Linked DNA regions of Homo sapiens: region 2 is linked to region 1. Evidence: chromatin loops called from intact Hi-C (ENCODE). Cell type or tissue: GM12878. All regions are shown on one strand. Each heading gives the region's core, and the rest is flanking DNA. Links, peaks and the distances in the headings are about the cores only. Region 1 holds the start of TRPC7-AS1 (TRPC7 antisense RNA 1). Region 2 has its middle 23 kb from the start of LECT2.

Region 1 (15,223 bases), core at 2,361-10,360:
CTTCTGTTGTTTGAGGCACCAGGCCTTATGATTCAGAAGTAAATCATTCTTTTGGGATGAATGGGTGGGATTGATTACTCTCCTGCAGATAAGCTAAAAATGGTGTGAAAAGTTCCTGGATCCTTCCTCAGCCCCTTTATTTTAGTTATTACTGGGTAACATACCACCTCGAAACTTCGTGGCCTAAAGCAACAACACTTTATTATTTCTCGTGATTTTGTGGCTAACAAAGCTCAGCTGGGAGGTTCTTCTGCTCCACATAGCTGAATCACTTATGCAGCTGCACTTAGCTGGGAGCTTGTCTAGGCTGGAAATACAAGAGGCCTCTCAACCTCCAGGGTTTCTCTCTACACAGCCTCTCAACATTCAGCATCCTAGCTGAGATTCTTTACAAGGGCTGGCTTGTTGTAAGACAAGCCACCCTGGGCATGGGCTTATCAAACCACTGCTTGTGCTATACTTGCTAATGCTCCATTGGCTAAAACAAGTCCCATGACCAAGCCTAGCATCAATGGGGGAGGGGAACACACAAGGGCCTGAGTACTGGGAAGCATGTTTCACTGGGGCCATGGGGTATAGTTCACCACAACCATATTTTCCTTTCTTTCTTGGGAAGTCACCCAAACAATTTACAGGACAGAACAGCAGCCTTACCAGGCATTTGTGTCTATTTGGGAAATGGAACATCTACCCAGTACTATGTATCTCCACTGGGAACCAGTGCTACTGGCCCTGCCATTTCCTGTGTTTGGCGGCCTGTGCTGTGACTTGGGGGAGGTCACACAGACCCAGACTCCTCTGCTCTGTGTCAGTGGTGGTCTATGTCCCTGGGTGACCTCAGCTCGGGAAGAGGAGACCCCGAGGCCTGGCAGGAGGGCAGTTTCTCTGATTTTCCCTTGGGAGTAGAGTAGCTTCCTGCAGATGCTGCCTCTTGCATATGGGTTTCTGATGGTGGCCTCTGTGAGGCCTGTGGGAGGCCCTGCACATCCCTGATGATGAAGACACCGACATCTCCTTCACATCTCTTTGGGTTGCCTCTAAGTCTTTGCCACAAAGTGGACCCATGTGGGAGCAAGTATGGGGCCCTCTACCTCACTCCTCTTCTTTCCTTGTGTCTGTGTGCCTAGGCACTTCTGCCCAGGTTCCATTCTCACCTCCAAATCCCCCTCCTTGTCTTTGCCTATGTGGTGGAGCACAAAGGATGACCAGAAACACCCCGTGGGTGGTCTTAGGGCACATTTTTAGTCTCTTTAGAGTTACCCGGGTGTCTGAGCCGTGACCTCGTGGGTGGGTGCACACGGGCTGTGTGGGAAGTGACAGTTCCCTTGATTTCCTCATATATCTGTGTTCTTGTCTCACACCCTTAGATCCCTGTTTCAGAAAGTATCCCTTATGTTTCACCTTGGGTTGAGTCTTTCATGTCATATGTATGCAGGGGGAGTACAGACTGGAAGGTCTTCAAGAATCAGGAAAATGCTGTTTTTACCCTTTGGGAGAAAGATTGAAAATCTGTCCAGAGTGACTAGAATACTGATCCATACCATCCTCTTCCTGCAGCCTCAGCACAATGAAAACAGCTCACCTCTGAGCTGGGGCTTGGGGACATTAGGCTCAGAAGTCCCAGGACACAGCAAAAACATCTGTGTTCTTTGAAGGAAAAATATCATGAGAAGACACCCTAATGGCTTTTGCTGAAGCACAGAATACACATTCTGTTCACGCTGGTGGTGACAGACAGTGATCATGCTGCAAGCATCTTTATGTAATGATGAGTCTACAAGGCAGCCTCGGCTCTCAGATCGAATCTTCACCTTCACCAGGGCTTAACTGGCTCTGGGGGCAGCTAATAGATTTCTGCAGGTTAGGAAGGCACCAATGGCTCTATTTTGCTGGAGTGCCCATTCTGCGATTGATTGGAGTTGAGCGTGATACTCTGGGGCTGTGTTCCGTTCTATCACTGAGATGATCCAAAGTCACTTCCTCTCTCTCAGTGACTGACCCTGCTCAGGTCTGGGGCAGTCGCTGCTCCCTGCCGGCATCAGTGGTCCAGAAATCCTGAGTCAGTTGTACGGCCACTGGGGCTCATGCTGCTCTCAATGATCTATGCTCATGGGAAGCAGTGGAAGTCCCCAAGACCAATATCAAGTCCTATTTACATAACTTGAATAGTCCACTTCACCATACTCTACCTACAGAATAAGGCTCTATATTTCCTATGTATAGCAGCATCCTCACCAGCCAGAAGCTGGACCTGCCCACAGTGTCTACTGGTTATTTCTGGAGTCTCCGAGGGGTGACCCCACAAACAAGGTTGGTAATGGTGGTCACCATGCTGGCTGCCTTGTCGCCCTCTCTGCTTTGCTCCCCCTTCACCTTTCTGCTTCCTGCTGCCTCCATAGATGTTGAGAGATGTCTCACTGGGATCGCTGTCCCTACAGAAATGCCCAACGTGCCAATTCAAGGTCTTCCCAAAGCTGGTGGCTGGGCAGAGCAGAAAGACTTCTCCCTGGTCCTGAGGTGTATGCATGCCCAGGGTCGCGAAGCAGGCCTGCTCTGCCCCACGGCCTCGAAGCTTCTCTCCCAAACAGTTTAACCAGCTTCTGGCCCTCACTCATTAAACAGAACCACACCACATCTCAAGAAAAACAGTCCTGGCAGTTTCTGGCCCTCGCTCCTTCAACCACAGAAGCTCAAAACCAGCCCCATGGTTGGGAAGGGTGGAGAAGTCACTGCACCATTTCTGTGTTCATCAAGACTCTGAGGATGTAAATGACAGAAACCCAAAGCAAATTTGCTTAAACAAAAATGGGATCCATTTGGCGGGGAAACTACGAAGGCTTCTGGAGCAGCCCTAAGGAAGAGTTGCAGGAAGCAGGGCCTCGGGGTGGGCCCCACCTAAGGTCAACGGCACCCCTTCTGCTTCCCTTTCCCTCCTTTTCTCTTCTATCCCCCTTCCCCATCTCCTCTTCTCCCTTGTCTCTATTTCTCATCTCTTTTTGACTTCATTTGCAGACAGTCCCTCTCCATGTGGCAGAGGGGTGTCCCAAATTCACATTCTCCTTTTCATCAACCCTGCCAAAGAAGGACTTTTCTTTCCCAGTGGCTACTTATATATAAAACCAAGGAAAGACTAAGATCAGCTCTGTTTGGGTCTGCTGTTGATTTTAGAGGAGGTGGGCACTCTGGGTGGCTGTCCTGGGGTTAGGTGCTAGACGGTGTCTGGGGTACAGTGAGATCTGTTACCAGCCAAAGAGGGGGTCACAGCCAGCACCAAGCCTACATGCTCCATAGCCCACCCTTCCTCTCTGGCTTCTGTGCCGGCCATCTCTCTGCCTTATCCCTGTATATTCACCATCACTGGGGTGGTGGGGGTGGAAGTGGCAAAGTTAAAAATGTTGTCTGTCCTACCAGTGTCTGGACCTGCCCTCAGACACCTAAAAGTGTCTTGTTAAATTTTTCTTTAGCATATTTAATTGCCTTCTTTTTTCTTCTCTTTCCCCAGCATGCTGCCTGTCTGCTGGGTTGGGTGGGGGCTGCTGACCTTAGGGGTGTGGGGTCAGTGCCTGGCAGCAGCCTCCGCACGTCAGCCTCCACGGGACACTCAGGCCTCTTTGGTCAGTGGCACAGCTATGCCACATCCATGTCAAGGCGTAGCGGGCTGTGTTTTGCCCAGTTATTTCTGACTCAGATACTCAGAGGACATGAAATCAGGACTTTTAAAACTTATTGTAAGGAGAGGACACTTTGCCTCTGCCTCAGCCCTGGAGAGCCTCTTCCTTCCTCTTTCTCCCTCCTAGTGCAGGGGAGAGGCTGACAGGAGGCAACTGGGCTGGTCCCTGCTCATTCTAGAGGAGGCCAGGCAGTGCAGAAGGCAGACCCAGCCAGGCCCCGGGTTCTATCGGCATGGGAGCACACCCTTTCCTCTGGGGTCTGACTCTCTCTGTCCAGCACCTTGACCTCTCTGCTCTCACCACTTTGCCCATTCCTCTGCTGCTCCAATCTGGGTAGGGGAGAACCCATGCTCCTCAGCCATCCTTTCTTCCAAACTTCGACTCTCCCCTCATCTGACCTCTCCCTTTTTTAAAGCCTCAGGTCTGGGAAATGAGCACACCTTTATTTTTTCCTGCTTTCTGTGTCATTCCTTCGCTGAAGCAAAAGGCATGGGTTGTCCTAGCTGCTTGACGGCACTGGGGAAACAATGGTGAAATACTGGGCCACAGTGAGTGTCTGGACCTGCCATTCCGCAATGCCATCCAGCCCATGTGGGCCCCGCTCCCAGGACCGGGATGAGGTAGCGTTACCCAAGCTCCTGCTGGCTGTGCCTGGGAGACCACGGCCGGAAGTGGCTTCACTCCTGTGTTAATCATCATTAAGTTGATTGGCATCTATGTGTCTTTCCTGGAGCTCCTTCCCTCTAGTACTCTCACCCTTCATGGGATGCAGAGAAGAGCTGGGATAAGCATAGCGTGGAGGCGTGCCTGCCTGCCTCCGCAAATGAAGCTTCTCTGGCCTGCCGGCCTCTGGGGCTCTCAGACTCTGCACTTTACAGACGCAGTCATGGGCACTTTGAGAAGTGATGGGATCAAGGCCGCTTATTTGTAACCAGATGCTGCATGCTCCTGAGCAGTGCAGGGTGTCTCAGCCTCCCCATGAAGGTGTCTGGTCAGAGCTTTCCTGCCCTGGGGAATCTCCCCCTGCCTGGCTTGTGTGGGCCAATGTTCTGTCTTTGGGCCTTGCTGGGAGGGAAGGAGACAGGCTTTGATGGGCAGAGGCGGTCACTGCACTTTCTCAAGTGTGTGAGCATGGTCCTTTAGGAACAGCTCGGAGGACTAATTGGGGACTTCTGCATGAGAAGTGTCACTATGATTTGTCGAGTCCTATTAGTAGCCATTGTAAGGTGACAAGTCACTGGAGAACTCACTGCTTAACCACTGGTTACCCAGGAAGCCTGGACAGGGGCTGCAACTCCCGCATCAGTGTGCCATGTTATGGCAAGGAGCTGGGCCCCCTTCCAGGCTATAACTAGAAGGGAAATGGCTTGAGCTATAGCAGAGGATGGCTTATGTTTCTGCAAACTCACCGAGTTTCTCAGGGCCCGAGATGATGCTGTCTGAAGGAACTTCAGAAAACTGGAGATCAGAAGGGCCCTGCAGTAATTCATGAGGAATTCAGCAAGAGTGGCTACTCTTTGGCCCTGTGCCAGTACTCAGTGGGGAATGGAACAGACCTGACCTCCTCATGGAGCTTCCCTGGAGCAGTGGAGACAGATGCTGAACGTATACATTAGAGTTGTAGACAGAATGATGGCAAGTGTGCAGAGCTGCAGGGGACAGATGGGTGCCTCTGGCGGCATGCACATCTTGAGGAGTGTTAGTGAACTTTCCAGGGAGGACTGGGTCCTTTTTTCTCCCCATCTGCCCTTGGGTCTCTCTCAGGTTCCATTCCTCACCCTGCTGTTTGGCTTCTTCAAGCGCTGCTTCCCCTGCCTGGCTAATTTAGCATGGGCCCAAGAGATGGGGCAAGTGAGGGAGACTGGTAGTGCCTGGAAGATGACTGAGCCCTTTTCCCTGCTTCAGGCTGCTGATCTCTGCCAGCCCTCAGTTCCAGGCCTCTCCAACAGCTCTCCACCAAAAAGGGGCTCTCTTCTGCCCTTCCCCATAGCCATCTGACAGCCATGAATTCATTCCTGGACTACCTTTACCTCCTAGACATGGCATTAAAACCCTAATGGATGGTACTAGTTTTCTTTCCCAGTTTTTAATTACTCAGTGAGACTGGTTTTCCTTTATCTCTATAAGGAGTAGATCTGAGACTTAGGTTTGATAGGAAAAGTGTGCCCCATGGTTTGAAAATGGGGTTGCTAACTGCCTTTGGCTGAAGGCAGATAGAGAAATTGAAGAATGCATCTCAGAAGTATTGATTAGCATTCTGATAAAGATAAATGAGGGATCTGAAAGGCAGTCTTCCAGAAGTGTTAGCAATTTGTCCCCTGGATGAATCAATTGCTCTTCCTACAAAGCACTTAAGCCTCCCTTTTCAGAGTCTGGGTTTAAAAAGGGAGCCACACTGGATGCATGTGGCTCTGTCCCTAGCACTTGGCAAGGGGCTTAGTACATAGCTGCTGAGTAAAGTCATTCCTCATTTGTGGACTTGCCGGGGGCGTGTAGATGAGTGCTTGCAAAAAGCTACAGGTGTTCTCTCCAGAACAATGCACCCATTGCAAAGACAAGCACACAGCCTGAAGGGCACCTTAGGACTTGCAGGCTCTTTGAAATCCATCCATGGTCCTCTATGGATCCTCCTCCTGGGCCAGAGTTTATGTCTGTCAAGTGCCCCTGCATATGCAGTATGCCCAGTACCTGTCAAATGCCTGTTTCTGTCTTGCTTGAATACTAGGTGGTGGTGCAGATTGGGTTGGGAAGGCCCAGGCATGGAGCCATGTCTCATCTTCTGCTGCCTATCTTGGCGGCCAGGAGCCCAACAAATGTTGACTTTTTCTTTTTTTCAGCAGTTGGGAAGATGTGGCAAAACAGGACTTATATTCCTTATGGCAACGATGGGCTGAGCTGAGTGTCTGCAGCCTGCTTTAGGCAGGGCACGGCTGTGCAGTCTGTCATCGTCCCTCGTCACTCCCATCAATGCTGGCACCAACCTCACTTCTATTTATCGCCTCATCTGATCGGCTGTTTCTTATAGCAGAGTTAAGTAAAAAAAATGTTTGCCCCTGAAGACAAAGACGTATGTCTTGAAACACAAGCTCCCTCTTTCTACATATACATACATATATACATTTACACATACACACATGCATATATATATATATATATAATTATTATATATTTATCTTCCCCCCTCTAGAACGTCTGCAAGGCATGTGAATTTGTAACCATCACCCTCCTCACAGGGTTGCTGTGAGGATCCGGTGGACTGATGCATGCAAAGCCCCGAGCACAGTGCCTGGTACACGGCAAAAGCTGAATACTTCTGGCCAGCCCTAGGAATATTTCCTTGGGAGCAGAGGGCTCTTCTGGAAGCTTCTGGAAGATGAATGGCATCTTCGCACACCTGCTCCGAACAGGCATTGTTTGGGACTCAGCGCCCTCTGGTGGCTGCTCTCCCCACTCACACTTAGCCTCTTCCTTGGTTGGGGGGACACTTTGAGGCCTCATTCCTGCCCCTCCCCTTCCTTTCACATGGAGGAAAGTTCTAGAATGGGGTGGGAGAAAACTTTCCACTTGTTCTGCATTTCCTTTACCTCCTTCCTGACCTTAGGTCTGGGCACAGGAGGAGGGGCTTGGAGGTGGAGGCTGGAGCTTCTGGGGGTCCTGGCTGCATGACTCTAAGGAGGGTGGTGCCTTCGTCCCCACCCAACCCCCACCGCATCGGCCCATTCTCCTCCCGAAGCATCCCTGGGCCACAGGTTCCCAAGGCCACCTCCAGACTGGGCCCGCGAGTGGGGCGGCCCTGGTAGCGTATCCACAGAAGTTATTATGAGGTAATTTTATTTCTTTCCATTTTAGGTAAAAATAGTAAATACAAGATAATCTTAATAAAGGTAAAAATACATCATTTGGATTTTGTTGTTGTTTTCTAAACAGTGCTACCTACAGTACAGTTTTCAATTTAGGATTTTTAAACTTTTTTTTTATATAAACAAATAGAACTATTTTGCTATTAGGCTGTGTTCTCATCTGGCACTTAAGAATAGATCACAGGTCACCTCCTGGTTCTGTTTGGATGTGTTGGGGGTGGCAGGGAGGGAGTGAGAAGGAGTTTGTGGGTTGAGGTGTTTGTCTTCCCAGGACACAGCCAGAGCTGCAGTCCCACCTGCAGTGGGAGGGCACAGGTGTGCACCCAAGATGGCCTTTTCCTGCTCTGGCCACAGGGATGGGTTTCACTGTGGCTGGACCAAAGGTCTCACACTCGTCAGGGGGCTGTTCCTCCCCTCCTCCCATGGTAGCTTTTCTTACCCAACCACCTAGATTCACAGCAGTTCTGGGTCTAGGCAGGCCAGCGGGCTGGAGATGTCAGTCATGCTGCAAGAGACTGAGCCAGGAGATCCCCTTCGTGTCCTAGAGGAGTGGGCTGGGGACCCCTCCCCACCAAGGATGGGGGCGAGGGCATCCAACCTGGCCTTGGAATGCTGGTAGAAGTCACAGACGCCGATGTGGGCTGCTAAATGTCTTTGCCCTTGTTCACCCTCAGGTGGTCTTTGTTTAAGTTCTTTCCAAACTTCTCGCTGAGTTGTTGAATCAGGTCTGCCAGCTCACCAGTAGCTTGAGATTTTTCCTCAAGAAGCTCATAGCGCAGGCTGGAGATATCTTGCTTGATTTCCTTCAGCTCGCCTGCAAGGACAGAGGAGATTTTGCTGAGTCTGAGTAGGTGGAAGCTCGGGGCTTGTCCCATGCACATGTGGGCATGTGCATCCTTCCAGTGGAATGTCGGGTCCTGGGCCAGCCCACCAGGGTTGAAGGTGAGGCAAGGGGGGCTCTATTTGAACCCAGAACCACCCAGCTCCCCCACCACTGAAGGACACATCGATCCATAGAAAGCCCTTCTCCTCCCATTCCAGGAAAACCTTTCCCTTAGGGGTTTGAAGGAGGAGTCAAGATCAGGGCTGTGAATTGTGTCTAGCACTTGTTTCATAAAATACTTGTTAGAAAGTTTGTTTCAGAGTCACTAAAGGCAGATTTCAAGACTCTGGAAAACAACCCCATTAACCAGAGCATTGCTTTTGATGATGCTATGTTTTGTTCTGTCATTGTTATTTGTAGGGAGGAGAAACTCCCAGGAGCCTGGAGAGAATGGCTCGGCACAGCAGATGCAGCCGTGGTGGCCATGGAGCTGACCAGCCTCTTGGGAGTGAGCTGGCCACCTGAGCACGGTCCACTCAGCCCACACAAGCAGCAGCACCACCTCGCTGACAGGAGCTTCGTCAATGCCTGCCGCCTCCTCCTTCCATAACGAGGGACCACCTAGCAGGGACTTTCACTTTTATTTCCACAGAGAACCTTGTGGTTAGAAGTCCAATGGGTCTAGGCTGTGGGAATCTTCTTATTAACCACAAACAGATGTCAAAAGGATCTTTCCTAATACTGTAGATACTGCACTTGGCTCGTGTGGGAGTCCACTGTCTGTGGAAACATTACTCGTCTATTTTTCAGGTATGGTCTATACACATAAAAGGCAGAGATCTTAAAGGTACAGTTTGATCCATTTTGACAAATGGATACACCCCCTGTTTTTATCAGATGCTTCACTGAGCCCCCGTTTCATGGTGTAATTTAAGTGCCATGACACCTGGATACCCCCACCTTCTATGATCAGTGATATTCACATGAATCAGTTACATACTGCTTGAGGCTGGCTGGCCTGACACTTGGCCATTGTTTGAGACCTACAAGTAGGTAGGTGGGCTGTTGTCTGCCCCTAAACCATGTCAGCTCAGGGGCAGTTCAGTTATGGCTGAGCTTCGAGCTGCATGCTGGGTGCCCCAGGATGAAGCAGAGGGTCACCCAATGACCAGGCTCTTTCTGTAGTTCCCTGTGGCCCAAGCTAGGAGAACAGAAACTTCAATCATGGATGAGGCTGTTTCTAGGTGGCAAATATTTGTCATAAGTATCTCATTAATTACCTGGCATAAAGTAATTTGCTTTTCATCTAAGAGTAACTGCTTAAAATAGACTGGAAAACAACCCAAACAGTGAAAATAATATAGTTGGTAAACTTCAGTGTATATCAGAGACCCTTGGTGCAGTTTTCCAAAAGCAGATCCCCAGACCCCACTCCAGAGATGCTGATTCATTAGGTCTGGGTGGGGTCTGGGATCTGTAGTTTTAACAGCTAGTTCTGAGGTGGGGAACACTTTGAGAAACACGGCTGTCAGTTAGATGCTGAGAACCTCCCACTGAGACTGGACAGGGCCAGTTAGAAGCAAGCGGCGGCAGACCCTAAACGCAGTGTGCATCTGCTCAGTGGATGTGCACCATGGAATGAAGTACAGCATTGGAATTCTGAACCATCCTGCACTCAAGAGGCATGAGGTTGGCTCAAGGCTGCCATTGCTGTGGGAGGCAGAGGAATGTCCCCTACTCCCAAGATGTCCCCGTCCTGATCCCTGATGTTCTGCCTGTGGGAAACATGACTGTTTCTCCTCAAAGGGGAACTGAGGTGGCAAATAGAATTCAGGTTGCTGATCAGCTGCCCTTAACAGAAGGAGATTATTCTGGATTGTCCTGGTGGAACCAATTCAATCACATGAGTCCTTAAAAGTGGAGGAGGGGCCGGGCGCAGTGGCTCATGCCTGTAATCCCAACACTTTGGGAGGCTGAGATGGGCGGATCACAAGGTCAGGAGTTCGAGACCAGCCTGACCAACATGGTAAAACCCCATCTCTACTAAAAAAATACAAAAATTAGCTGGGCGTGGTGGCACACACCTGTGATCCCAGCTACTCAGGAGGCTGAGGCAGGAGAATCACTTGAACCCAGGAGGCAGAGGTTGCAGTGGGCCGAGATTGTGCCGTTGCACTCCAGCCTGGGCAACAGAGTGAGACTCCATCTCAAAAAAAAAAAAAAAAATGGTGGAGGAGGAAGGCAGAAGAGTGGGGTCAGAGATGGGACAATGGAAGATGAGGCAGGGCAAATGGAGTGTGAGGGTGCCTGATGCCTGCTGCCAGCTCTGAGGTGGTGGGGCTGTATGCACAGACCAAGTGCTGGAGCTCAGGGCAGCCCAGCTGTGGCCAGCAAGGCAACAGGGACAGGCCTGCAGCCCCGTGGAAATGCACTCTGCCGACAACTGAATGAGCAAGGAGACTGAGCCTCCCTGGAGCCTCTGGAAAGGAGCACAGTGCCCTGACAACACTGTGGCCGTAGCCCAGTGAGACCCACAGAACCTGTGTTGTTTTAAATCACCACGTGGGTGGAAATCCAGTCATTTACCTTCATTGACTTCGTCATTTTCTCTGTCCACCTGGGCTTTCAGGACGTATCTTTTTATGAGCCGTTTCATGATTTTCTGAAATGCCAAGCAAGGAAGGGATCAGACAGGGCTGGCCTAATGCAGAGGCAGCCTGCGTGGTGTAGCAGGACCCCTCCCTCCCTTGAAGAGCCTCAGCAACCATGGCGACCCTCCCATGCCTGGCGCCTCACTCTGGAGGGGTGCCCTGCACAGTGCGGGTACCTGGCCAGCCTCTGTTTCGCCTCCCCCGCAGGATGCAATGTGCAACTGAACCTGGGATGTAACAGGAATACTTCTTAATGGCAGGAAGCTGAGCCAAGCAGAGAGAGAGACAGAGAGAAAGGGTGGAGTGGGCAGTGGCACAAATCTCTGCTCCAGGGGCCTTGGCCTGGCTCTGCCCTGCTCAGTCAAGTCATCTTTCCTGGACCTCAGTTCTGTTTTAAGGATGGAGGGCTGGGGAAGACTTAGCAGGCCTGCCTGGGTGGAGCTGCCTCCCTCAGAGGTCACAGTGAGCAGTGTGCCCTTCATGAAGAGATCCGCTGGGTACAGAAGTCAGGATCAGGCTTGGAGGACAAGTCCACTGTACCTTGGAAAATTCCTACCAGAAGCAGAAGCAGACACAGCCGGGCCTCTGGGGTTTTACAGAGATACCACTTCCCACAGGCCTGACACTGTACTGCCGGAGTCACACTGGAGCAGGATTTGGCCCTCAAGTTCCATTTATTATGAAGATACTGAATTCGTTAAGCAGGCGAGGCATGAATAAACACTTAAGAGACACCAAGAATAGAGCCAAGTGTAGGAAAGACTGCAGGAGGTGAACTTTGGATTTTGCCAGCTAGTTGGTCCAGGGTTCCTGCGAAATCACAGGATTTAAAAATACTCGGGTAGCCGAGACTTCTGAATCTTCCAAGAGATGAGCAGTGTGGAAGAGAGGAAGGGATTTCCCTGCTCCTTGGTCCTCCCTTCTTGTGGCCTTCTGACCTGCTCACACCTGAGGACCAAGAGGACAGAGGCAGCATTTTCCAGTTTGAAGAGACCTGTAGGGACCTGATTCTGTTCCTAGCTTTGCTACATAGGCTGAGGAAAAGCATCTTGCAAATAAAAAGTAAGTGAACTGGATGCAAAGAGCTGCAGGATTTACTCATTATCATCAATTATGGTTCTTTCCATCCCTTTAACCATGAAGAGCTTGCCACAGAGATGCTTCCTGGCCTGTGATTCTAAGACTTCACCTGAACCCGAAAGGCTCTCTAGGATAACACTGGGTTTAGCTCATTCAGGCCAGCACTGCCCCTCCTCAGCCCTCGGGCTCATGGGCCAACTGGCTGTGTGGTTTGAGTTGTGATCTAATTTCAGGCTGAAGAGTTAATTGGCAGTTGCCTTCCTGCTGCTCCTTCTCAGAGAAGCCTGGGTCTTATCCTACTAGCGGTTAAACTGCAGCGCTGAATTTCTCATGGACATAGTCTAGTCAATAAAGTAAGTTATCTAAGTTATAAAAAATATATCCCTTTCAAGCTAGGTGCAGTGGCTCATGCCCATAATCTCAGCACTTTGGGAGGCCAAGGTGGGTGGATAACCTGAGGTCAGGAGTTCAAGACCAGCCTGGCTAAAATGGCGAAACCCTGTCTCTGCTAAAAATACAAAAATTAGCTGGGCATGGTGGTGTGTGCCTGTAATCCCAGCTACTCGTGAGGCTGAGGCAGAGAGCATTGCTTGAACCTGGGAGGCAGAGGTTGCAGTCAGCCAAGATCATGCCACTGCACTCCAGCCTGGGCAACAGAGCAAGACTCTAATTCAAAAAAAAAAAAAAGAAAAAAGAATATATATATAATATAATATATAATATATATTTAAGATATATAATATATGAGATATATAATATATATTTGAGATATATTATATATAAAATATATAATATATATTTGAGATATATATAAAATATATAATATATATCTCAAAAATATATTTTTTGAGATTATATAAAATATATATACAAAATATATGTATCCCTTTCCATGAGACTCAGTAATGCTGCTTTCACTTTGAGTTGGAAAAACAAAACAAGACAAAAACTTTGTCCTAAACTAGTTCTCATGAAAAAAAAAATAACAAAACAGACACTTAGTTATCTGTCATTCTTGCTGAATAAGAAATTCAGAAGTGTTCTTCCACTGCAATCTTTCAGGCTGACACAAAATTAAAGGGACCTAGTTAAAGTTGGTTGCCTTTTCAAGGCAAACCTCAGGAATTAAGGGTTCTTCAGTTTCTGGATCCAACAATTAAAGAGCTTTACTGTTTCTCATGTAAAATGATAAGCCAGAGATTGGCAGTCAAATGGTGTTGAGGAAAATTCTTTCATAGGTGCAGCCGGAATTACAGCCCTTCCTGTTTGGTGTGCACATTTTGTATTTAAGAACATTCCATAGCATGTATTTACTAATAATAGAAAATGTGCCCCTCAAACTCTATTTGGCTGGGATAGGTGAGATCCTGCTCACAGTCTCCTTCAATGCAGAGGAGCCCCTCAGGAGGAAGGGTGAAAGGATGAAGACGCAAAGAAGCAAATGCATTGAGTGCTTCCATAGACCAGGATTGTGTCAGCCTCTCATAAAAGTGATCTTACTGACTCCTCCAAGAAACTCAGTGAGATGGGAGTTGTCATTTCCATTTACAAATGAGGACACTGAGGCTCAGAGACTGATGTAACTTCTCCAAGGTCACACAGCTGGAAAGTGGCAGATCTGAGATTTAACCAGCATGGAAATCATGGCTGAGACTTCATCTGAGCATCAAAACAAAGGCTCAAGATGGTTTAGGAAATGAGATGTGGGAAACTGGCTCCCATTAGTCAAAGAGGGTTTGGGCTGTGTCTGGGTACTGAGTCATTTTATGCAGGGGGAAGCCTCACTAGATTTCAGAGGCTGGGTGACATCATACAATGGTCATCCCTTGAAGAAGGGGGTCTCTGCTCTGGCACTGGCAGGAATGCTCATGGCCCACTCTTGAGCACTGGCATGCTCGATCTGAGCCAGGGTTTCTGTAGACCTAGGGCTCAGAGGGTAGAAAAGCAAAGGTTTACTTTGAAGCTCTCAGTATGCATTAGGATTATAAAGTCTTCTTGTGGAAGCAGAATCAGATGAGCACTGCAGATGTGCAGGGACACTTTAGCCTTCCTCCTCACCTCCAGGGCACTTCCCAGAGTGACAGGGACCTTCAGGGAGAGCAGTGTGACTGCCTGCCAGTTCTTAAAGACTTCATGTCCTGCCAGGCACAGTGGCTCATGCCTGTAATCCTAGCACTTTGGGATGCTGAGGTGGGTGGGTCACTTGAAGCCAGGAGTTGGAGACCAGCCTGGGTAATATGGCGAAACCCCATCTCTACTAAAAATACAAAATTTAGCCAGGCATGTTGATGTACACCTGTAGTCCCAGCTACCTGGCAGGTTGAGGCAGGAGAATTGCTTGAACCTGGGAGGTAGAAGTTGCAGTGAGCCGAGATGGTGCCACTGCACTGCAGCCTGGGTGACAGAGCAAGACTCTGTCTCAAAAACCAAAAAAACTTCATGTCCTCATAGAGACCTAACTTCCCTTCTGTTATGTGCATGCTGCACAACTTGGTATCTGCAAAAACCAGTTTTGCCACCAGAAAGCCTGAAATGGTTGGAGAAATGGCCAAAAGTTCTGTTTAACATGGATGGCACAGAGGATATTGTTGCGGGAAGTCAGGGACCCTGAATGGAGGGAACGGCTGGAGCTGCGGCAGAGGAACATAAATTGTGACGATTTCATGGACATTTATCACTTTCCTAATAATACTTTAACAATTTCTTACACTTGTCTTTATTTTAATCTCTTAATCCTGTTGTCTTTGTAAGCTGAGGATGTACGTCACTTCAGGACCACTGTGATGATTGCTTTAAGTGTACAAATTTATTGTAAAACGTGTGTTTGAACAATATGAAATCAGTGCACCTTGAAAAAGAACAGAATAACAGCGATTTTCAGAGAACAAGGGAAGACAACCATAAGGTCTGACTACCTGCGTGGTCGGGCAGAATAGAGCCATATTTTTCTTCTTGCAGAGAGTCTATAAATGGACATGCAAGTAGGGAAGATATCACTGAATTCTTTTCCTAGCAAGGAATATTAATAATTAAGACCCTGGGAAAGGAATGCATTCCTGGGGGGCAGTCTATAAATGGCCGCTCTGGGAGTGTCTGTCTTATGAGGTTGAGATAAGAACTGAAATATGCCCTGGTCTC
Region 2 (15,223 bases), core at 2,628-10,627, 230 kb before region 1:
CCCATCAACACATGAATTTATAATTATTGCTTTATTTACGTATGTACTTACTTTTACCGGTGTTCTTTATTCATGTAGATTCAAGTTACTATCTAGTGTTGTTTCATTTATGCCTAAAGGAGTTCCTTAGCATTTCTTGCAGGCAAGATCTGCTTGCACGAAATTATCTGTTTTTGTTTATCTTTAATTTCTGAAAGATAATTTTGCTAGATATAGAATTCTTGGCTGAAAGATTTTTTCCTCCTTTCAGTATTTTCAGTACTATGTCATCTCACTGCTGGCGTCTATGGATTCTGATGATAAATCAACTGTTAACTTCACTGAAAATCTCTCATATGAGATGAGTCTCTCTCTCTTGTTTTCAAGATTTGTCTTTCAATGATGTGATTATAATGTGTCATCTTTGAGTTTTTGAATTTACCCTACTTCAATTTTCTCGAGCTTCTTGGATATGAAGATTAATGGTTTTTATCAAATTTGGAAAACTTTGAACCATTATTTCTTTAAATACTCTTTCTACTGCTTTCTCTCTCTCCTATCTTTCTAGACACCTCCCATTATGCATATATTCTTGTGCTACAGAGTGTCGCACAGGTCTCTGAGGCTCTCTTTATTTTTCTTCATTGTTTTTTCTTTCTGTTCCTCATCCTGGATAATCTCAATTAACACATCTTCAAGTTTGTTGATTCTTTCTTTTATTTGCTCAAATCTTCTATTGAGCTTCTCTCGGGAAGGTTTTTCAGTTATTGTGCTTTCAAACTTTAGAATTTTTATTTCATTCTTTTTTATATGTAATTTCTATTTATTGGTATTATCTATTTTGTGAGACATTTTTCTCACACTCTCCTTTAGTTCTCTATACATGGTTTCCTTTAGTTCTTTGAATATATTTTAAGTAACTGACAGTATTTTGTCTAGTATGTGCAACATCTGGTTTCCAAAGGGACAATGTCTATTGGCTGCTTTTGTTCCTGTATGTGCCATAATTTCTTGCCTCTTTGTGTGTCTCATACATCTTTGTTGAAAACTCAATATTTAAAATAATATCATGTGGCAATTCTGGAAATCATATTCCCTCCCCCACCCTTCCCAAGTCTCCAAGGTTTGTTGTTGTTTCTGTTTTATTGTAGTTGTTGATTTAGTTTGTTTACTGACCTTTCTGAACCAATTCTATAACGTCCATAATCTTTGTCATGTGTGGCCACTAAAGTGTCTGCTTATGTTTGGCCAGTTAATATTTAGGCAGAACTTTTCCTAAACACCTGGAATCAATAAGTATCCCTGTCTTTGCTTAGGGGTTTATTGTGTGTGCTAGGGGATGCCTTCAACATTCAGCCAGGCAGTTTACAGCTCTGTCTAAGCCTTCACTCCCTGCTTGTGCAAAGCATCAAAGTCAGCCCAAGTTAATGCCTTAGGGCCTTCTCATGTCTTTCCTGAGCACCTGCACAGCTCTAGGCATGGACACATGACTTTGTTCTTTTAATTCCCAGGAATATGTAGGAGTTTTTCAAAGTCCCTATGGACAGCTTATTTTTTATTTTTATGCTTTTTAGTTAGTCTATTGTTTACCCCAACTTTTATTCACCATCTCAAGCAGCTGTGGATTTAAGCAGTTGTTTGTAATTGTTTTTCAACAACCACTCTGAGGGAAAGGCTATTTGGACAGGGCAAGCTCCAAGTCAGTTCAAAAACAGACAGCCTTCAAGTGGGGTCCTTGAAAGACATACTGACAGTCAAATAATGACAATTCTTGGAAATGAGCTTTAAAAGAGCTCAAGCTCTATTCTGCTTCTGCCAGTTGCTGCCAGGCTACTGGTTTCAAAGGTAGGCTGGTAAGCAGTGGGTAGGTTTTTACCGAGTCAAAATACCACAAAACTTACTGTTCTTAGCAAGATTCAGCCATTTTTGTTCAGTAAGTGCTCCCAGGATTAGTTCATTTCCAGAGCTCTGAAAAAGTTGATGCTGACAATTTTTGCCTGTTTCTTATTATTTTTATGAAAGATGGAATTTTTAGAGGTTCTTACTCTACCATTTTTGCTGGTATCCATGACCATTATTTTTATATTAAAACTAATTTGGACATTTTATGGAATAGGATGCAAAAATCTACATAACTTAGTAAGGATGTAATATAAAACTTCAAAGACATTGAACTCTACTAGCAGTAGACATCTCCACTCTGTATTCAGTACTTACATGAAGTTGTGTGACTGTATCTCACAACCAGATCCACAACCCTACGGAAAGTATGCATGTAAAATGTACAAATGTTCATATGTAGAACATATGTAGAATGTAAGTGTCCTCCCTCTTTCTACCTACCGAGTGCTAAAGGAAGAGAACCAAAAGGAGATTATCTCTTATAACTTGGTAAATTACATCGTCTACCTTTACAGCTTACAACTATTCATATTTACCTAAAGTTGCTCTCAAGAATTCTTGTGAACTGATTAACTCTCTGTCTCTGTCATATCTTTTGGCCCAAAAAAACTGACTGATGATCATTTACATGAAATAAAATAATATTACTCTAGCCTATGATGTTTAAATTAGACACAAACTTTTACCAAAAATGGCTTTTTACATCCCATTGGGTGCAAATAGGCAATCAAGAGACTCTACAATTACTCGTTATTTAAAACTGTTGTATTCAAATGAGAGTTTCTTAGTTTTAAAATTCTGTCTGAGAATTTTGTGTGGAAACTGACCATGTGGTTCTAAGATTTCAGAATGTACTAAGCCCCAGTCAATAGAAAATCTTCATTCTATCAAATACTTACAGAACTGTAGTGGGCATAGTTCCTCACTTAGCTTCACCATGTGCTAGTACTTTGACCAGCAGAAAGCAAACAGCCCGGGGCCACCTAGGGAAACAGACTTACATTACTCCAGACCATGGTAAACAGATGTGTTTGGTCCACTGAGCTTTGAACCCTGAAATTACACCACACACAGACATAGTCAGAGAGTTGCCAGAGGTTACAACACACACATTCTTGGCACCATTGTTCTGATTGACTCAGGCCAGTGGAACATCTTAAGCTAGTGGTAACTCAACAATGATAATGGAAGAAATGAAGGTAGCCAGTTCAGGCATGAAAATCCCTCTCCTGCTACTGATACCTCCTGAAAGAAGAAACTGGCAAGAAGGACTGTCACAGTTGGTTACAATACTACTTCACCTTTCAACAACTCAGTCATTCCCACACCCAGTGTGCAGTGCGCATGCCACTGAACTCTGCACAGAAAGAACATGAAGGTGGGTAAGGAGGAAAGCAAGCCAGTAAAGACTGAGAACCTGGGAGGGGTCAAGCCCTGAGGTGAGAATGAGGGTGAGCATGGACCCAGGAAAAGGGAGACAAGTGGAGGAAGTGCTGGGTGTCCTGTAGCTCACTGAGCCTGTGAAGCATTGTAGAGGGCATTGGGAGCCAAGCCTAAGCCCCCTACTTCCCTGTTTCCAACAATAAAGTTGGAGTTTCTGAATTTCATTTGACTCTAGGGAGATCTGGAATTGTTCCAGGAATATTTCTGCTGGCTGCTATGAGAGAGAATAGGGAACTAATTATTGGAGGTTTAAAAGCATTTGGGCAAGAACTAAATACATTCATGTTTTTATCTGTTTTCAAAGTTTACTTTAAAATTTTTTATGAGCACATATATCAGATATAAAACAATCCCTTCTGTTATTGCTAAATAAGAACTGTCAAGGAAAGAAACTTGGTTGGATCTGCTGGACATAAAAGAGAGAAAATGTGACCTTCAGAGTGCATCACCCTACCTAAATTGAACTTTAGCCAGGCAACAGGGTAAACAGAAATTTTCAGGGAAAATGTAACAGTCCTAGCCTGGAAACATCTTCTGTGATTTCAAGTTCAGACAGTTTCTTTCTGTTGGAGATGATGTTTTCTCTTGCAATTAACAAAAGAGCACCCATCTGTATTAGGGTTCTCTAGAGAAACAAAACCAATAGGAGCTATACATATTTATAGATAGGTAGATAGATAAATACAGTTATGTTAAGGAATTGGCTCATGCAGTTGTGGGAGGTGGCAAGCCCAAACTCTGCAGGGCAGGTGTCAGGCTAGGAGACCCAGGGAGGAGGTGATGTTGCATCTTGGAATCTAAAGGCAGTCTAGAGGAAGAATTCCCTCTTTCCTGGGGGCCTTCCATCTTTTTTCTCTTATTGCCTACAACTGATGGGATGAGGCCCACTCACATCATGAAGGGTAATCGGCTTCATTCAAAGCCTACTGATTTAAATGTTAATCTCATCTTACAAATGCCTTCACAGTGACATTTAGACTGTCATTTGACCAAATATCTAGGTACCATGGCGGAGCGAAGTTGACACAGAGAGCTAACCGTCAAACAAACCATTGTAGTGCCTTTGGTTCAGGAGCAAGACTTTGACTATGTCCTTTGACTTCAGGAGTTGAACTAGAACAGGAGCAGAGCTTGGCGTGCCATAGGAGCCTGCCGCTGTGAGTGCCTTCATGGGATTTCAAAAAAAATTTCCTGTTCTTGGTTTAATTTATGAAAGCTTTATATACCTAATTACAATCTCATTGAAAGCTTTTTCCATATGGCCTGTTTAATTTAAAGTTTTGATGAGGAGTTACAGGAAAAATAAGACGTAATGAAAGGATTGAGCCAGGGAAACATCCCTAATTCCCACATTCATTAGCATGTTTTGCATTTTGTGAGCACTCTGCATGTGTCTTTATTTTCCCAGGGCCAAACCATACAGAAACAGAAGGGCTACCAGAGAAAAGCGAAGAGTGGGTGGTATGCTGGAGCAAGCAGAGAGACTCCCACCAAGGGAGAGAAACTCAGGTTAGCGAGATCTCCACATTTTCAATAACGAATAACAAAGCCTGTTCCAATGGATCATTTAAGAGCCATGTTAGCTGAAAGAGATTTTTTTACCCATGGTTTTTGAAACACCAATCACCTATTAAATGGCTGAGTGCTTTTGTTGCTCAATATCAAATATTTTGGAATATTTTTTCATTGTCAAAAGTTGCAGTTTGTTCCTTTCTTCCCAAAAGTTTGTTGTTTAAAAAAATAAAAAACTTTGCCTCGCCAAAGGCAGAAGGATTGCATGTAAATCTTCCATTTAGCAGTTCAGGGGACTTCATTCCTCAGTGTGCTTCTTTTAAAGAGAACAAAGCACCTTTTCGCTTCTGCACTTACTGCTTCATTTGTTCTTGCTCTTTGCTTGTGCTAAAACTGAAGCTCAGACAAGTTAAGTGATGACTGTTTGACCTTGACTCCAGGAGGCTGTCATCTATATCCATTCTCCCTTCCCAGGGGCGGTCTCTTTGGGATCACTTCTAATACCCACTCTCTGGGAATCACGGGAGCTCCGGGGCTGAATACGTGTAACAGAGATTTTTCCATTGTATGTTTCACATTCACCTAAAGCACAGAATGCCTGAAAGCAAAGACAGTGCTCTCCTTTGTGAGACACTTCAAATGGGAGAGTCAGAGGACCTAACGATTGAGCCTCACCTGAGGAGGTGATGTGTAAATGCGAGGGAGTGGTTTGGGACACAGGTGAAGAAAGAATGAAAATCAAGAAACAATTTAAAGTGGAGACGAGGTACGTTGGGGAGCTCATGTAGAATAGCCCCAGTCTCCCGAGATGAGGTAAGTAGAAGGTGTGAGGATGGCGAGGAAATGAATGTGAGTTTGAGTTAAACACGTTTGGGCTGGTCACTGCAGCTGATGTATGGCAACTGGTCAAAAGAATTGCCACACAGCCTGGCTTCCCAGCGCCCTCTCCTCTAGTGTTTGGCTGCCCAGGAGCCACAGCACAAGGAGGTAGCAAGGTCGCTAAAGCACATGTTCAGCAAGCTTGACCATGAGTTCTAGACTAGAAAAGAGGCAAATAAATAAATAAAAGGCAAGAAAGAAGCCAACTGACAACAAGGGAGAAGTTTTAGAGGCTAAAGCCATAAATGAGGTAAGCCATGGCAGGAGGGCTCTGAATACCCACTTTCTTTCCTGAAACACCTTCCTGTACCAATCATCACCATACGTCCTTATGAGTTTTGACTACCCCGAACACGCTCTTCTCTTCCTTCCCTTCTACTTAAATGCCCTTCCCATCCTTTAAGTTTCAACTCAAGTCCTACTCACTCCATGAGGTTCTCCTACTTGTTTTTAGATTTTCTGCACTCCTTCTCTGAACTCCTTCAGAACATTTTTCTAGGACACTTAAATTATTTCAGAATTATAGTCTTATGTTGTATCCTTTGTATAGATCTCATTTACCTGTGAGAATGCAACCTCTCTAAGGATAAGAACTGGGCTTCCCTAACATGGTCAAACGCTACTTTAACCCAAACATGCTTAACTTTTTTAAGTGTTGGTTAGTTATCCAGTAAATAAATGACATTACTACCATAAACTTATTTTGAGACTATTTGGTGAACTTTGTCAGATTTTTGATGTTTGAGAATTTGCAATATGCGTCCCAGTCACCCATGAAATGTTTAAAATATCTGTCAAATAATTCTTATTTCCAATATTATCTCTATAAACCATTTGCCCCTAATAAAATATTCATGGGAGCAGGGATCCCAAGCATTCATTTGCACAGTTATTAAACTATGACAGAATCAAAAGAACCAAGATTTTCTTCAGATGTTTTACATTTTCTTGGATTAAAAAATTGAATAAATTTGTATTATCTTTTAATACGGTGACCAGCATCTTGCAATAAATAAATACTATGTGTTAGGTTATGATGAAGAAAAATTAGTGTATTGTACAGAGGGAATTTCTTCATGGACCATAATGGCCGCCAAGAGGTCAACTCTGCCTCTAAGGAGCTGGTGGCCTTTCTCCCTCCGTTTCCCTGTGCGATGATGCAAGGGAGGACTTGCAGCTTCACAGTGCAGAGCAGTTGGAGCCCTGAGCCGTCCCGTTGCACCGCCGCTCTGTGGCCTTCCGCTAGTGGGCGCCGCTGAGCGGACTTCGGCGCTTCTGCCTCAGCACTCCAGAGCCCCACAGCCTGCGTCAATTTCCAATCCTGACTGACGCATGTGGGGCTGAAATGGCCAGGATTGTGAAAGTCGGTGGAATAATTCGATTCCATCAGCTATTCTAAAGGTCTGCCCTGGCCCTCTGGTTTTGAGTCATGCCCACACTAGAAGTTTGCAGTTTTGCCACCATGGCCTGTTGCCATTGAAACAAAGTTCATCCTTGGTGGAAAATGCTGATCTTCATAGAGCACTGCTGTCTTTTTTATTAGGATGGTTAATCCCTTCCTACATGTTCAGGGCGGGTACGGGCCTCCCTGGGCTTCTGGACTAATTTTCACACGCAAAAGCTTAGAGATGACTTGGGTGGTAGAAGTTCAGAGCGGGGAGAAAGCTTAGGAATCGTTCTAGTCAAATCCTCTTCTTTTACAGAAGAAAGTCCAGTCCAGAAAGAAGGGATTGGTCCCGTAGCCATCCAGCCCCTCAGTGACTTAGGCAGGGTTGAAACTCGTAGATAACTGACAGGCAGAGGTAGCACCAAAAAGGGACCCTCAACCAGAGGTTCCCAGCACCTTTCATTACCTTAACTGTGCTCTGGGAGCCTTCAGTGCTGTGGATGGGGTGTGGATTGCAGCCTGCCTTAGTCTGCTTTTGTGTAAGCCTTTATTGGCTGCTCAGTATGGGTCAAGCAGTGGACGAAGCTCTCATAGCATGTATGTCTCACTTAATCCGAGGCCGTGCCATCTGGTGCTACAGAGACAGGATCTGGAGCCAGCAGACCTGGACTCAAGTCCCAGCTCCACTTCTCAAGAGCCACAAGGATTTGGGCAAGTAACATCCCCTTCCCACACCTCCCTTTCCTCTGCTGAAATTGGAGACCATAGTAGAATCTCCCATTGGGTGAGATAAAGCATATAAACCACTTAGCACAGAACCTGCCTGATAGGAAGTACCTCAGGAATGTTAGCTTTTGTTTTTTTTATCAGTCTTACGCACTAGTTGTCTTCATGTTGATATTCATAGGAGCCAGCTAAATGTTCTATTTCACATCTATTATGTAAATGTACTATTAAAAGTGTATGCAGCTATAGATGTGTTAGTAACTGCATCGTAATCACCTCTATACAAATAATGTTTTTGTGAGATGAATGCATAAACCAAAATATTTTACAAATTATTTGTAAAAAAAAAAGTCTATGATATTCTTCAAAAACAGATTATTTTCTCGTGATGACTCTCTTTGCCTCCAAATTTTAAAGTGTGGGCCAGGCGCAGTGGCTCACACCTGTAATCCCAGCATTTTGGGACGCTGAGGTGGGTGGATCACTTGAGGCCAGGAGTTCGAGACCAGCCTGGCCAACATGGTGAAACCTCATCTCTATTAAAAATACAAAAATTATCTGGGTGTGGTGGCGGGTACCTGTAATCCCAGCTACTCTGGAGGCTGAGGCAGGAGAATTGTTTGAACCCAGGGAGTGGAGGTTGCAGTGAGCAGAGATCACACCACTGTACTCCAGCCTGGACGATAGAGCAAGACTCCATCTCAGCAATAAATAAATAAATAAGTAAATAAATAAATAAATAAAGTGTTATGATGCTTTTTATCTGGTGTATTTTCTTGTTTTAATACACCAGATAAAAGGCATCATCACACTTTTTTCTGAGAGTGTTTTCTTTTTAAGTATTGGCATTGTTTATGGCTCTGACTAAATGTTCCTTTGGTCTTTGGGATTATACACTTTTTAGTCTGTAGGAGATAATTAATTGCAGTTAAATTTCTTCTTCACAGAGGGGACAGTGAAGTCTTTGATTCCCTGCATTGGTGAATATGAATGAAGGTGCTTCTCAGAGCCATGCATTAGAACTCTATCACAATATATCTACATGTTTACAAGTTACATAAATTCTTTCCTTCCTGATAGCCATCCAAGTTAGCACATCACAACTCAAGGATTCTTCTTAAATTCCCCATGACAGGCTCAGCACTCAAAGCAATAGCTATTTGCAGTTTGGTGCATTTTAAACCTGAAAGCTGGGGTTCTAGATATAAATAGCATACACAGTTGGACAACGGCATTACCATCAGGGTGAGATCACTTCCAGGAAAACACTGAAATATAGCAATGGGAATAACATCTGGCCTTTCAACAGTTGTGTTTGATTTAGACTTGGACATCATACTTGGAATAGATGCTGTATTTATTAATGACCTCAGTTTCCATGCAACTCACTCATCTTAACTCAAAAAAGCAAGACCTCTGCAGCCTATTCATTAAAAGTAGTATGTTTAGGGTATGGGTGCAATTATAAAGCCAAGTCAAGTAAATAAACTTGCCTGTTTCTCCCTGACCCATTCAATCCCCCCTCATACTACACAAAAGGAATATAGGCAAAGAGGAGTCCTTGGGAGTAAAATCTGTCTTTTTCTATGTTGACGATTGTCTGGGTCTGAGGGAAAAATCCATTAAACAAGATCAAAATCCCCCTTTATTTTAATATCTAGGTAACATTTTTATCTCTCTTGTGTAGCAATAGAATCTTCGTCCTCCCTTTATTTTATTTTATTTTTTTCTGGGCACATGGCAACTGAAATAAAGACTCCATTCTCAAATTTTTGTTGAGCTAGGTGTGAAAGTAACTAAGTTCTGGCTACTGAGATATAAGCAGAAATAGTACCTGCAGATTCTACAAAGGGTTTTTTAAAGGGAGGTTGTGAATCCCCTCGCTTCCTTTTTTCTCCTTCCTGTGATTGGGATGTGTTTCAATGGCTAGAAATTTGAGCAGGCATTTGGACAGGAGATCGCCTTAAAAATGGAAGATATATATAGTGGAATAACAAGGTAGAAAGAGCCTGTGTCTTTGACACCATGGAGGGTCTTAATAGTTCTAGACAGGGAACTTCCAGACTATTATGAGAAACAGTACACAAACAGTAATGTGCATAAAATGAAAATGTACAGTTCGATGATTTATCAAAAAGGAAAGCTCTATGTAACTACCACTTGGTCAGTGTTTTGTAAATATTCCATGTGCATCTTTTACATTTTTGGTATGCAATGTAGAAAATGTGTCCATTCTGTCAGTTTGCTAATCACGTTGTTTATATTTTCTATATCTCTACTGGATTTTTGTTTATTTGTTCTGTCAGTTGTTGAAATAGTTGTGTAACAATTTCCCACTATGATTGCACATTTCTGTTTCTGTTAGTGTTGGAAACTTGATTCATGCATTTATATTTTGAGGCTCTTTTATTAGATGCATGCAATTTTAGAATAGTGACATCATCCTCTGAGTTGAATAATTTAGCTTTTTGTAATGTCACTATTTATCTCTGATAATGCAGTCTACCTTAAAGTCCTTTATCTTTGAATATTAACCTAGTGGTTTCCCTGTTATCTTTTTCAACCCTTTATTTACAATCTTTCTGTGTCTCTGTGTTTTAGACACAGCTCTTGTAAACGGTATATATTTTAGTTTTGCATTATTTATTTATTTATTTATTTTTGAGAGAGGGTGTCAGTCTGTCACCTAGGCTGGAGAGCAGTGGCGTGATCTCAGCTGACCATCTGGGCTCAAGTGATCCTCCCACCTCAGCCTCCTGAGTGCTGGAACTAAAGGCGTGCACCACTATGCCTGGCTAATTTTTGTATGTTTTGTTGAGATGGGGTCTCACTGTGTTCCCCAGGCTAGTCTCGAACTCCTGAGTTTAAGCGATCTGCCTGCCTTGGCCTCCCAAAGTGTTGGGATTACAGGTGTGAGCTACTGTGCCTGGCCTAGAGTTTTGTATTTTTTTATCAAGTCACATAATCTTGGTCTCCTAAATAGAACATTGCTATGGTTTGAATGTGTCCCTCAAAATTCATGTATTGGAAACTTAATCCCTAATACAACAGTGTTGGGATATGGGGCCTAATAGGAGGCAGAGTCCTCATGAGTGGATTAATTCCGCTACAAAAAGGGCTTGCAGAAGTGGGTTTGGACTCTTCTGCTATGTGAGGACTTGCACTTGTTCAAGTTGCCATCTTGGGAGCAAAGACTGGGCCCTCATCAAACAACTGAACCTGCTGGCACCTTAATCTTGGACTTCCCAGCCTCCAGAGCTGTGAGAAATAAATTTCTGTTCTTTATAAATTACTTCACCTTTGCTATTCTATAATAGCAGCACAAAATTGGCTAAGACACATGTAGTCTGTTTCAGCCAGCCTGCAGAAGCAGAATGCATCCCTATCCAAAATTTGGTTTGAATGTTGAAACTGATGACACCATACATACACACCAAGAAGGTTAAAGGTTTACTACTTATATAATTAAGGTTGTCTGGAAGAAGAGGTCAATCTTGGAAGATCGGTTAGAATCTCAACCAATCACTTAACCTGTGATATGTAGACCAGCCTCATTGACATAATCTCAAAACATTTTTTAAAATAAAACTTTAATTTTAGAATAGACTAGCTTTAGATTTACAGAAAAGTTGCAAACATAGCTCAGATACATTTTTATTAACTGAAGTCCATACTTTACTCGTATTTCCTTAGTTTTTACCTAGTGTCCTCTTTCTGTAGGGCAGCTTTTCAGAAATGCAAAATCTTAGGCCCCACCACAGACTTAGTGAATCTGAATTGTATTTTAATAAGATCCTCAAATGATTTTAAAGACATTAAAGTTTGAGAAGTGTTGGTTAACAAAAGAAAAATTTTCGGAAGGAAGCATAGAGAGAAAAAAAGAATAAAAAATATGGAAGAAAACGTAAAGAAGCAAAGTGAAAGCAATGAGACTCATGTCTTACATGAGTGTAGTTGGAGTCCCCAAAGCGGATTAGAGAGAAAATAGATTGGTAGCAATACTTTTTTTTTTTTTCAATTTACTCTCCTTTTATTTATTTATTTATTTTATTATTTTTTTATTATACTTTAAGTTTTAGGGTACATGTGCACATTGTGCAGGTTAGTTACATATGTATACATGTGCCATGCTGGTGCGCTGCACCCACTAACTCGTCATCTAGCATTAGGTATATCTCCCGATGCTATCCCTCCCCCCTCCCCCGACCCCACAACAGTCCCCAGAGTGTGATATTCCCCTTCCTGTGTCCATGTGATCTCATTGTTCAATTCCCACCTATGAGTGAGAATATGCGGTGTTTGGTTTTTTGTTTTTGCGATAGTTTACTGAGAATGATGATTTCCAATTTCATCCATGTCCCTACAAAGGACATGAACTCATCATTTTTTATGGCTGCATAGTATTCCATGGTGTATATGTGCCACATTTTCTTAATCCAGTCTATCATTGTTGGACATTTGGGTTGGTTCCAAGTCTTTGCTATTGTGAATAATGCCGCAATAAACATACGTGTGCATGTGTCTTTATAGCAGCATGATTTATAGTCCTTTGGGTATATACCCAGTAATGGGATGGCTGGGTCAGATGGTGTTTCCAGTTCTAGATCCCTGAGGAATCGCCACACTGACTTCCATAATGGTTGAACTAGTTTACAGTCCCACCAACAGTGTAAAAGTGTTCCTATTTCTCCACATCCTCTCCAGCACCTGTTGTTTCCTGACTTTTTAATGATTGCCATTCTAACTGGTGTGAGATGGTATCTCATTGTGGTTTTGATTTGCATTTCTCTGATGGCCAGTGATGATGAGCATTTTTTCATGTGTTTTTTGGCTGCATAAATGTCTTCTTTTGAGAAGTGTCTGTTCGTGTCCTTCGCCCACTTTTTGATGGGGTTGTTTGTTTTTTTCTTGTAAATTTGTTTGAGTTCATTGTAGATTCTGGATATTAGCCCTTTGCCAGATGAGTAGGTTGCGAAAATTTTCTCCCATTTTGTAGGTTGCCTGTTCACTCTGATGGTAGTTTCTTTTGCTGTGCAGAAGCTCTTTAGTTTAATTAGATCCCATTTGTCAATTTTGTCTTTTGTTGCCATTGCTTTTGGTGTTTTAGACATGAAGTCCTTGCCCATGCCTATGTCCTGAATGGTAATGCCTAGGTTTTCTTCTAGGGTTTTTATGGTTTTAGGTCTAACGTTTAAGTCTTTAATCCATCTTGAATTAATTTTTGTATAAGGTGTAAGGAAGGGATCCAGTTTCAGCTTTCTACATGTGGCTAGCCAGTTTTCCCAGCACCATTTATTAAATAGGGAATCCTTTCCCCATTGATTGTTTTTCTCAGGTTTGTCAAAGATCAGATAGTTGTAGATATGCGGCGTTATTTCTGAGGGCTCTGTTCTGTTGCATTGATCTATATCTCTGTTTTGGTACCAGTACCATACTGTTTTGGTTACTGTAGCCTTGTAGTATAGTTTGAAGTCAGGTAGTGTGATGCCTCCAGCTTTGTTCTTTTGGCTTAGGATTGACTTGGCGATGCGGGCTCTTTTTTGGTTCCATATGAACTTTAAAGTAGCTTTTTCCAATTCTGTGAAGAAAGTCATTGATAGCTTGATGGGGATGGCATTGAATCTGTAAATTACCTTGGGCAGTATGGCCATTTTCACAATATTGATTCTTCTTACCCATGAGCATGGAATGTTCTTCCATTTGTTTGTATCCTCTTTTATTTCCTTGAGCAGTGGTTTGTAGTTCTCCTTAAAGAGGTCCTTCATATCCCTTGTAAGTTGGATTCCTAAGTATTTTATTCTCTTTGAAGCAATTGTGAATGGGAGTTCACTCATGATTTGGCACTCTGTCTGTTGTTGGTGTATAAGAATGCTTGTGATTTTTGTACATTGATTTTGTATCCTGAGACTTTGCTGAAGTTGCTTGTCAGCTTAAGAAGATTTTGGGCTGAGACAATGGGGTTTTCTAGATATACAATCATGTCATCTGCAAACAGGGACAATTTGACTTCCTCTTTTCTTAATTGAATACCCTTTATTTCCTTCTCCTGCCTGATTGCCCTGGCCAGAACTTCCAACACTACGTTGAATAGGAGTGGTGAGAGAGGGCATCCCTGTCTTGCGCCAGTTTTCAAAGGGAATGCTTCCAGTTTTTGCCCATTCAGTATGATATTGGCTGTGGGTTTGTCATAGATAGCTCTTATTATTTTGAAATACGTCCCATCAATACCTAATTTATTGAGAGTTTTTAGCATGAAGGGTTGTTGAATTTTGTCAAAGGCCTTTTCTGCATCTTTTGAGATAATCATGTGGTTTTTGTCTTTGGCTCTCTTTATATGCTGGGTTACATTTACTGATTTGCATATATTGAACCAGCCTTGCATCCCAGGGATGAAGCCCACTTGATCATGGTGGATAAGCTTTTTGATGTGCTGCTGGATTCGTTTTGCCAGTAATTTATTGAGAATTTTTGCATCAATGTTCATCAAGGATATTGGTCTAAAATTCTCTTTTTTTGTTGTGACTCTGCCTGGCTTTGGTATCAGAATGATGCTGGCCTCATAAAATGAGTTAGGGAGGATTCCCTCTTTTTCTATTGATTGGAATAGTTTCAGAAGGAATGGTACCAGTTCCTCCTTGTACCTCTGGTAGAATTCGGCTGTGAATCGGTAGCAATACTTTAAGGGACACTGGCAGAGAACTTTGCAAAACTAATAAGAGATATCAAAGCACAGATTCTAAAGCTCTAGGAACCCTAAAGAGAAATAAGAGGAAATCCACACTTAGGCACATAAGAAAATCTATTAAAAACCAGAGACAAAAGCAAGCAAACAAAACTTGTAAGTGCAGCCAAAATTAAGTAAAAACAGACTAAAAGTAGCCACTATTAGACTGACAGCTGTCTTCAAAATAGAAATAATGGGAGCCAAAATGTATTGGAATTATATCTTCAGAGTGCTGAAAAAATATAACCGCTAATCTGGAATCCTATAGCTACCAATAAATGTTTTTAAGAAGTGGTGACATGATAAATTTCAGAGAAACAAAAAATGAGAGAATTTGTCTCCAGAAGTCTTTCACTAAAGGAAATGTTGAAAAGCATCTTTCTAGGAGAAGGAAAGATTCCTTCTGAAGAGGAATGGTTTGAAGATGGGTGTCTGGAGATGCAGAAAGAAACAAAGAATGATAAAAATTGAATATGTCTGAGTGAATCTAAATGATTTGCAACTGCATAAAATAAAAATAATGTATTGTGGTGTTTAAAAGATATAACAATTAAAATACAAATAATAGCAGAGAGTTATATAAGTGTTTTATAAAATCATTGCATTATCCCACATGAAACAAAAACACCAATTAATATTAAATTTTTGATAGGTTGTAATGCATGCCATAA

Evidence for each region. Peaks named below come from ENCODE experiments on the same cell type or tissue, not always from the same donor. Only the 100,000 strongest peaks of a DNase experiment are listed, where the experiment ranks them.
Region 2: a loop joins it to region 1, with 10 times the contacts of the local background. A loop is called at or near these places in 2 of 110 quality-filtered maps.

Annotation. Positions count from the first base shown.
Region 1 is chr5:136,205,260-136,220,482 of GRCh38, forward strand. TRPC7 (transient receptor potential cation channel subfamily C member 7) reads right to left here. Exons shown (of 12, transcript NM_020389.3): 11 at 10,941-11,016; 12 at 7,486-8,345. The coding sequence ends at 8,176. It overlaps TRPC7-AS1 (TRPC7 antisense RNA 1), which reads left to right and starts at 8,789. Exons shown (of 2, transcript NR_046708.1): 1 at 8,789-9,164. In GM12878, for the core only: a CTCF peak has its summit at 7,099 (motif pointing left); no DNase peak of the experiment used is centred there.
Region 2 is chr5:135,970,640-135,985,862 of GRCh38, forward strand. No RefSeq gene overlaps it. Among named protein-coding and RNA genes, the nearest start is that of LECT2, 23 kb to the left of the region's middle. RefSeq lists enhancers at 2,721-3,015, 4,647-5,148 and a silencer at 2,721-3,015. In GM12878, for the core only: a CTCF peak has its summit at 6,958; no DNase peak of the experiment used is centred there.